Regions from separate parts of the Homo sapiens genome. Here regions 1 and 3 are each linked to region 2. Evidence: chromatin contacts called from ENCODE Hi-C or POLR2A ChIA-PET data. All regions are on one chromosome and are shown on one strand. Each heading gives the region's core, a stretch centred on a gene start or an enhancer-like site at or near the end of the contact. The rest is flanking DNA. Distances are from core to core; before and after follow the strand shown.

Region 1 (2,735 bases), core at 14-2,513, 370 kb after region 2:
GTCGTGACCTCCCTAGTTAAACAGGGAGGGGCAGTTGACACGATTCCTGCTTTCCTTATGGGAAATTGAAAGGAAGGAATGAAGCATGAACTAATATTGACAGTAGGCTTTGCACCGGTACTTCTGTTCTTTGTGATAGTCTTTGGAGGTGACTAAATGTGTGTCTCCATATTGCATAGGAGGACATTGAGGCTTTGAGAAGATAGGTGTCTTGTCCAAGGTCACACAAGTAGTGGATCTTGGGATTCTAATCTAGGCTGCAAAGCCTATGTTCCTCCCCTTACAAAAGCTCAGACCTTTCATTCCATTGTCTTCCAAAGGCCACCATTTTCCCACTCCAGTCCCTTGACTTGGCTGCTTCTCTAACTTCTTCCATATCTATCTAAAGGAAATCAAGGTCACTGATGAAATATTTCCCTCAACAAATATTTGAGGCCCACCTATATCCCCTCAAGTGAAGTGTCAAGAAGGAAAATAAAGCAGGGCAGTGGGAGCGGAAAATGATTGCAGGCGGTATTAATGGTATTTTAAAGGTGTTTGGGGAAAGCCTTTCTGATGAGATGACCTTGAGCAGAGACCCGAAAAATTAGGAAGCAAGCCATGAGGATATCCAAGGGAAGGAAGGGCCACCAGGCAGTGGAAGCAGCACAGGGAAAGACCTCAGGCAGTGGGCGTACTGGGTTGGAGAACACAGCTCGGAGGCCTTGTGAGTCACGCAAGAAGCATCTCAGCCCCTCACTCTGCTTTCCCACCCCAGGAATTCACCCCACTGGGACCTGCAGTCTCTTGATTCCTCCCCCACCTCTTCCTAGTCCTCGAGTCCTCATTTTCTTCTTTATTCAGATTGGAGTCTCTCTTTTCACTTCCTCACACACACCTTCAACCCATTTTCTTCTCTTTCTCCCTTCAGTGTAGTCTCCTGGCAAAATCCCTAAACAGGTTAAATCACATTTTAAAAATACTTACTACTAAAAGGACCACTTCATTTATTCTTACTGTCAAAATCATAATCTGCAAAAATTGCAAGCAAGTTAATGTAAAGCTAGCCATGTATGTAATTTTGTTTCTCTGTTTCACTGACCTAAAGGTCTCATGTAGCTTCCTTTTAAAATACTTTTTTAATTTTGATTTTTAATTGTGGTAAAATACATATAAAATGGTAAGCTACATAAAACACAAAGGTGTACAATTTAGTTGTGCTAAGTATTCTCATGTTGTTATACAACCAGTTTCCAGAGTTCTTTTCGTCTTGCCAAACTGAAACTCTATACCCGTTAAACAATAACTCATCATTTTTCACTTCCCATATCACCTGGCAACCACCATTCTTAAATTTAGCTTTTTGTCTGTTCCTTTCCCGAACCTGTGTAGTGGAATGTGGCTGGGAAAAACTAACATGTCTGAGTTGACTTTTCCTCCTATTTCTCTACATGGACATGCTATTTTCTAAACCCGCCTCTCTGTGTATTAGATCTGCTCCTTCTCATCTAGCCAAGGCCATTGCTCCAACAATGCTCCCTCTTTCTCCTGCATTCTCCATTTTTTACTCTTTACTGGATCATTCTCAATAGCATAAAAACATGAATTTTTCCCCCACTTGGGAAGATTTTTTTCTTGACCTCATATCTTCCTCTAGCTACTGCCTCATTTCTCTGTTCTTTTTAGCCAAACCACCTGAATGGATTGCCTGTGCTGTCTCTCTACTTCCCGTCCTCCCAGTTGCTGATGACTTCCTTGTTGCTGAACTCAATGGTGGATTCTCTGCCCCCATCTTAACTTCACCCCAGTAGTATTTGGCCCAGTAGATTATTTCTTCTTCCTGAAAATACTTTCTTCACTTGGTGTAGTAGTTGGAATAATGCCTCCTGACCCCCCACCCCGCAAACACCCATGTTTTAATCCACAGAACCTGTGTATATGTAATCTTATATGGCCAAGGGACTTGGCAGGTGTGATTAAATATCTTGAGATGAGGAGATTACCCTGGATTATTTAAGAGGGCCCAGTGTAATCACAGGGTCCTTGTAAGAGGAAGGTGGGAGAGGGGGAATGAGAAGGAGGTATTACCGTGGAAGCAGAGGTTGGAGCGATGTGCTTTGAAGATGGAGGAAGCAACTGTGATAAGGCATAAGATAATTAATTGGTGATATTCCAAGCCACTAAATTTGTGGTAATTTGCTACAGTAGCAGTGGGAACTAGGACCCTGCATTATTCTAGCTTTCCTCCTCTCTTTCTGTGTCTTTTCAGCCTCCTTGCTGGTTTCTTCACTCCTCCTTGACCTCTTCATATTAGCCCCCTTCTTTAGCTGGTTTCACTGGCAGCCATTCTCACCCAATTTCATGACTATAAATAAGAGTTTTTCTGCGAATGATTTCCTAATTTACATCTCTAGTGTTGACCCTTCCACCTTGAACTTGAGACCCATATATCCAACCTCCTACTCAGTTTTATTAGTTGGATATCTTGATAGGCATTTCAAGCTTACTCTGCCCCACACTGAACTTCTGACCTTTCCTCTAAAACTTGTTTCACTCATGGTCTTCTCCATCTCAGTAAATGGCCCTCATCATTCCTGTTGATTGGGACCAAAACCAGCATCTGATATCCTGTCACCGCCTCTACCACTGCCACCTGGTACAGGTCTCTACCATGTTCAGTTGATTTATTGCAGTAGCCTCCCAGCTGGTCTAGCTACTTCGTTTGTTCCTCTTGCTCAGCCATCATTCTAGTCTCA
Region 2 (2,857 bases), core at 295-2,794:
AGCTAATTTTTGTAATTTTTAGTAGAGACGAGGTTTCACCATGGTGGTCAGGCTGGTCTCAAACTCCTGACTTCAAGTGATCTGCCCGCCTTGGCCTCCTAAAGTGCTGAGCTTACAGGCGTGAGCCACCACGCCCGGCCACGCCTAGCCAAAATCTAATCTCTTTACCATGGCACACAAGGCCCATTATGAAACCTCTCCCTCTACCAGGCACTGTACTAGGCTTGGGGGATACAGTGGTGAACATGACACACACATGTCCTGCTTGCATAGAGCTTGCAATCCAGTAAATGAGGCTGTCAAGAAACAAATAGTCAACCATTAAGCACAAAATTACAGAATGAGATATATACGTAGTGGAGCAGGTACTTGGAAAAAGAATAATGAGGAGAGAGGTTGATTACCTGGACCAGGGTGAGTTGAAGAAGCCCTTGTAAGAAAGTGACATTTGAGACCCGAAAGATGAGAGAATTGGATGAGGTATGGTGCTGATGGCCAGGCAGAAGGGGAGAGGATTTGTCATTCTGAGGAATAAGAATAATTTCTGTATAATTGGAGCCAGTGCAGATGGGATGGGGACCAAAATTATAAATATGAAGGGCATATAAATATAATATAATACATAAATATAATTATAAATATAAAGGACAGGGGCTTATGGAAGGAGGTTTAATTTCCTTTGAAGATGGAGCCTTAAGTCCCAGGTGCATTCTGATCTTGTTTAAGATCAGATGCACTCTGAATGATTCTCTTCCAATTATGGGCAACTTTCTCCTCCAGAAACCTTTTTATATCACCTGGGTAGCAAGGGGATCATCTAGTGACCGTTAGACTTCGCATAGATGAGCAGACACAAGCCTAGAGAGGGACATGTGATCACCAATAGTTTCTCAGCCAGTAATAGTTGTACAGCCTTGGAACAAGTCACTTTTTGAGCCAGCACTATCTGATAGAAATTAATGGGAACCACAAATGAGAGCCACATGTGTAATTTAAAACTTTCTACTAACCACATTTAAGAAGTAAAGAGAAACAGGTAAAATTCATTTTATAATATATGAATTTGACCCAGTATATCCAAAATATCATTTCAACCTGTAATCAATGTAAGTCTTAGAAATCTGGTGTGTATTTTATTTACACTTATGGCACATCTCACTTCGGAGTAGCCATATCTCAAGCGCTCGGTAGCCATATGTGGCTAGTGAGTAAAGTATTGGATGGTGCAGTTGGGAGCGTCAGTTTCCTTTTCTGTGAAATGAGGATAAATCACTGGAAGCTCGTGAGAGCGCACACGAAACACCCGGCACTCCGCCCTGGACACTAGGGACGCGCAATCAAGTTTGGTTTCTTCTGGTCCCTGCTCTCCCCTCCCGCCCCTCCTCTAAGTCTCCGCCCCCTTTCCCCGCCCCCTCAGGCTCCAGGCGGAAGCAACCCTGTTCCAAATGCAGCGCGCTTTACGGCGGCGCGTCCTTTTACCGCGGTGTGGCCGGCTCGCTTGTCGCTCGCACTTTTGCCCTATTGGCTCTGCGGCTCCGCTCGCCGCACTTTACGGCAGTGTGGCTGGAGCCGCGGCTGACGGGCCCGCGGTCTGGGCGTGAGTGCAGGGAAGTGGAGTATTTGCTGGGCCGGGTACCATGGACGTGGGCGAACTTCTGAGCTACCAGGTATGAGGGGCAGGGAGGGCCGAGCGACCGCGTTCTCACCTGGGCAGGGGTCGCAGGAGCCAGAGCCCTTTCATCTCACCTCCTCTCGCCTCACTCCCGGGCCCTCTAACTTCTCATGCCACCCGGGGTCTCAGCCCCTCGTTTTACTTTGCTCTCCGAAGCCCTCCTGGGCCCTTTCGATTCATCCCTTCTCAAGACCTGAGCCCTTCACCTCCTCTTCCTCACCCTGGGGCCTGGTTCCCTGAAACTCCTCTGAAACCCCAGACTATCCTTTTTTTCACAACCATGTCCTCTCAGCTCTCATGTCCCCCCAGTCATTGAGGTGATGGTGGTGGCGGCGGTGGGAGTGCACTGGTCTCACTTGGATTTGATCTCCAGCTTCTCCACTGACTGGCTATGTGGCTTTTGGACAAGTCATTCCCCCCCTCTTTGAACCAAGTTTTTGTATCTATATAGTGGAGACACTAATAACTGCCTTAGTAGGGTTGTTTGAGGACTGTACCAACTGATATGTATGAAAGCTGGTTTTAAAGTGTGGAAAGCTGTGCTTGTGTTTACTGCGATTTGCAGGAGATGTTGGGAATTCTAGCATGGAATGAGTTTCTAGGAATCTTGCTCAGGGTCCCCCTTGCCTAGGAAACTTGTGGGGAAACTGTATGGGACCTAGAGAGCAGAAAGGGCTTGTCCAAAGTCACTCAGAAACAAGGAGCTGGAATTTGAGCTCAGGCGTACTGACTTCCACCCCAAAGTTTTTCCCCCACTTTGATTCCATAGGAGGGTCATTGCGAGGAGCAGTAGAGCTGCACTGCCGAATGTCGTAGCCACTAGCCACATAGGCTGTTGATTGCTTGAAATGTGACTAGTCTGAATTGAGAAATACTGTAAGTATAAAGACACATTTGGGTTGGAGACTAGTATGGAAAAAGTGAAATTTTTATATTGATTACATGATCGTACTGATTATATCAATTACATTGGTTATTGGTCATATTGATTAAATGATCATATTTTGGATAATGGGTGAAATAAAATATACTTAATTAATTTTTAAAATTTTATTTTATTGTTATTTAGAGACAGGATCTTGCTCTGTCGCCCATGCTGGAGTGCAGTGGCACAATCATTGCTCACAGTAGCCTTAAACTCCTAGGTCTAAGGTATCCTCCCAAGTAGCTAGGACTGCAGGCAGG
Region 3 (2,832 bases), core at 333-2,832, 470 kb after region 2:
AAGTATCAGGGATGTCGGTCCCCGTGTAATCACAACAGAAGAGACCTCAGTGGCCAGAAGGAAAAACTTCCTGCTGGCCTATTGCGGCGAGGAAATGTTTTTGGAAACTTCAGACCCAGGGAGCTTGAGCAGGAAAGAGGCCATTGTTGTTCCCATGGAAGACCCTGGAGATACGGCCAGTCCCTGGGCTGTGGGAGCTGGGGCATTTTCTCCATCTGTTGTCCGAAGAAGGGTTTCCAGAAATCACGCCCAGCTCCAAAGATGCAGGTCTAGAATTGTAGGATTTATAGGATTTCTGCACTTAGAAAGGGCCTAGGCCTTCTAGGCCAGTGAGACCTCTGTCAGAAGTGGCCACTGTGACATGGGGCTGGAGGCTCATCATAACTGGCATCTCCAGGATCTCCCAGCCCCACTGAGCCCTGCTTTTGAGCATGGGGGTGAGAAGATGCATTGAGGACAAGCGGCCACCGAGGCGACACATCACAGTGTGTTGGGAGCTGGGCCCGAGGGAGGCAGGTGGCTGAGATCACACAGCAGGGTCAGGTGGGTCCACAGTTCCTGCCACCCATTCCTGCTCCACCTGCCCCATGTCCCTGTCCCACACCCCTTCCTGGGGGTTGCAATGGGTGCAGAAGCCATCCCCAGATGAACTTGACCCAAGAGCCAGCTGGGATTCTGGGTCCAGCAGTGACATCCTCCATTGTAGAAATCCCTCCAGCTGGGACCTACGAGAGTGCTGCTTGTGTGTGGGGAGGGAGTCAGGGGCACCAGTATGAAATTAGTTAAGCCTCTGTTCCACTCCTCTCGTTCCTCACAGATGCACCAAAGGCTGGAGCAGAGGACCAGGGCACGGTCAGGGTGACAGATGGGTGGGGGTCTTGGGGGAAAACAAATCTCATAAACCTTGTCCTATAAAATAAGGACACTGTTGTCCTTATTTTATAGGTGAGACTCAACAATTGGCCAAGGTCTAGGGTTGCAGAACGTGAGGGCGGGAAGAACAAGCCTGATTTCCGAAGGCTCCTGGATAGGATGCCGAAAGCTCCTCTCTGGCCGCTGGAGCCAAGGACTCAGCCAGGCTTGGCTTGCACACCACCGGCGTGGCATGCACACCACCTGGTCCTGGCTGGCAAGAACCACCCAAACCTAAGTGTTCTGAGGCCAGGCCAGCACCCCCTGCACAGCTCCAGGCACACATCAGAGAGCCAGCCCCCACTGACTGACTGAGGACACGTGCCAGTGGTCCGCCAGGACAGTACTTTACAGTTTACAACACCCCGTCGCGTTCCATTGCCTCACCTGATCCAGGGAGGCAAGGGTTAATGGTTATGCAGTGTGGATGGGGAAACTGAGGCTCCAAGCAGCATTGAGACGCCTCCTCACCCAGCCCGGTCTGCCTGTTGCTCTCCAAATCAGGACTTAGGGATTCAGCTCCCACCGGGTCCTGACCCCCAATGCCCCGGGGCCCCTGAGTGGCGGCTGCGGTGACTCTGATACTCACCCTCGGCCATGGTCGGGCGGGGGCGGTGGCTCCTTCCACTGGCGGCGAGACCCTCCAAGTGCGACCACTGGCGGCTGGCACTGCCGAGGCGGAGAGCGGCGCTAACTTATAGCCCGCTTTGGGGCGGGCCGGGGGCGGGGCCCCGCGGGAAGGCGGCGACCTGGGAGGCCACCCATTGCCCAGTCCCGGGCCCACGCCGCCAGCGCTGGGGCTCACCCAGGGGACCGGAGCCCGAGGGAGGGACGGCGGCCGGACGAGGGCGCCCCCTGGGGGAGCGGACAGGGACACACAACTAGCCCAGGATACAGACACACCTGGACCCACAGACTCAGACCTTGGAGAACAGACACCTGGACACACACACTCAGATACAGACACACGCAGCACCCTCATAGAAACACACAACGGAACCGGGGTGCACCTGGACACACAGATGTGGACTCTTAGGTCAGATCTGGGATCAAGAACACCTCCCCACCCCCAACACACACACACACACACACACACACACACGCACACACTCACACACATACTCAGATATACATACACAGAGAGCAGACGCAGACACACCAAGACAGGGCTGTGGAGATACACACACAAACACAGATACACTCCCACAGATACACCAAACACGGCTGGCCACGCAGACACAGTGACATGGATACAAATTCAGATTCGAATGGCAGACACACACCAGGACATAGATACAGCCTGACACAGCCAGGTAGCCTTGACCGCGAGCCACACACAGCTGTGGACACAGATGAGCAGGTGTCCAGAGGCACCTGGCACACACACAGACCTCCTAGACACCAATGCCACTGTCAGATGTGGACGCAAAATCAGAGAGGGCACCCACAGACACACAAAGATGTGGCTACTCAGAGGTAGACACACATGCAGGCATGGACTCAGGTACAGACATGCAGACACACCTGCAAAAACAGACACACCCATGTCCCTTCCTGTAGCAAAACCCAGATAATCCTCCGATCTCACCCATCCTTGTATCTGTCTAATCAGCCATCCATCTAATCAGCCATCCATCTACCCATCCATCCACTCACCCATGCATCACCTACCCCCCCACCTATCCATCCACTCATCCCTTCATCCATCCCTCCCTCGGCCTTCTCTTCCCTCCCTCCCTCAATCCATCCATCCACTGAGCTTTCTTGAGGCCCCACTGTGTGCCAGAAAGGAGCAAGACTAACTTTCCAGGGACTCAGCCTAGGACTTCTCGAACCTGGCAACCAGGGGTCCTATCTCTCATCCTGGTATCTCTGGTCTCTTGGTCTCCTGTGCTTCCGGATCCACTGTGAGCCCTGAGC

What was found. A loop is a pair of places that touch in the nucleus more often than their neighbours do. ChIA-PET counts read pairs that join two places held with the same protein, here RNA polymerase II (POLR2A). Pooled maps may share reads with other maps.
Region 1: a loop to region 2 is called in a pooled map, with 2.7 times the contacts of the local background. The contact joins the enhancer-like site here to the promoter of CTNNBL1 in region 2. A Hi-C loop is called at or near these places in 2 of 50 pooled maps. POLR2A ChIA-PET finds 5 or more read pairs at or near these places in 4 of 52 experiments (A673, HEK293T, activated CD4-positive, alpha-beta T cell and 1 more).
Region 3: a loop to region 2 is called in a pooled map, with 4 times the contacts of the local background. The contact joins the promoter of TGM2 here to the promoter of CTNNBL1 in region 2. A Hi-C loop is called at or near these places in 6 of 50 pooled maps.

The regions. Positions count from the first base shown.
Region 1 is chr20:38,059,993-38,062,727 of GRCh38, forward strand. The region is part of intron 5 of RPRD1B (regulation of nuclear pre-mRNA domain containing 1B); the gene reads left to right. Among named protein-coding and RNA genes, the nearest start is that of RPRD1B, 28 kb to the left of the region's middle. Within about 2 kb of position 1,264, at least 2 of the 41 ENCODE cell types and tissues checked have a DNase peak (open chromatin) inside an H3K27ac peak, as active enhancers do.
Region 2 is chr20:37,692,486-37,695,342 of GRCh38, forward strand. CTNNBL1 (catenin beta like 1) reads left to right here and starts at 1,545. Exons shown (of 16, transcript NM_030877.5): 1 at 1,545-1,667. The coding sequence starts at 1,638. RefSeq lists an enhancer at 1,823-1,882.
Region 3 is chr20:38,163,688-38,166,519 of GRCh38, forward strand. It overlaps TGM2 (transglutaminase 2), which reads right to left and starts at 1,583. Exons shown (of 13, transcript NM_004613.4): 1 at 1,502-1,583. The coding sequence starts at 1,511. RefSeq lists a silencer at 1,436-1,875.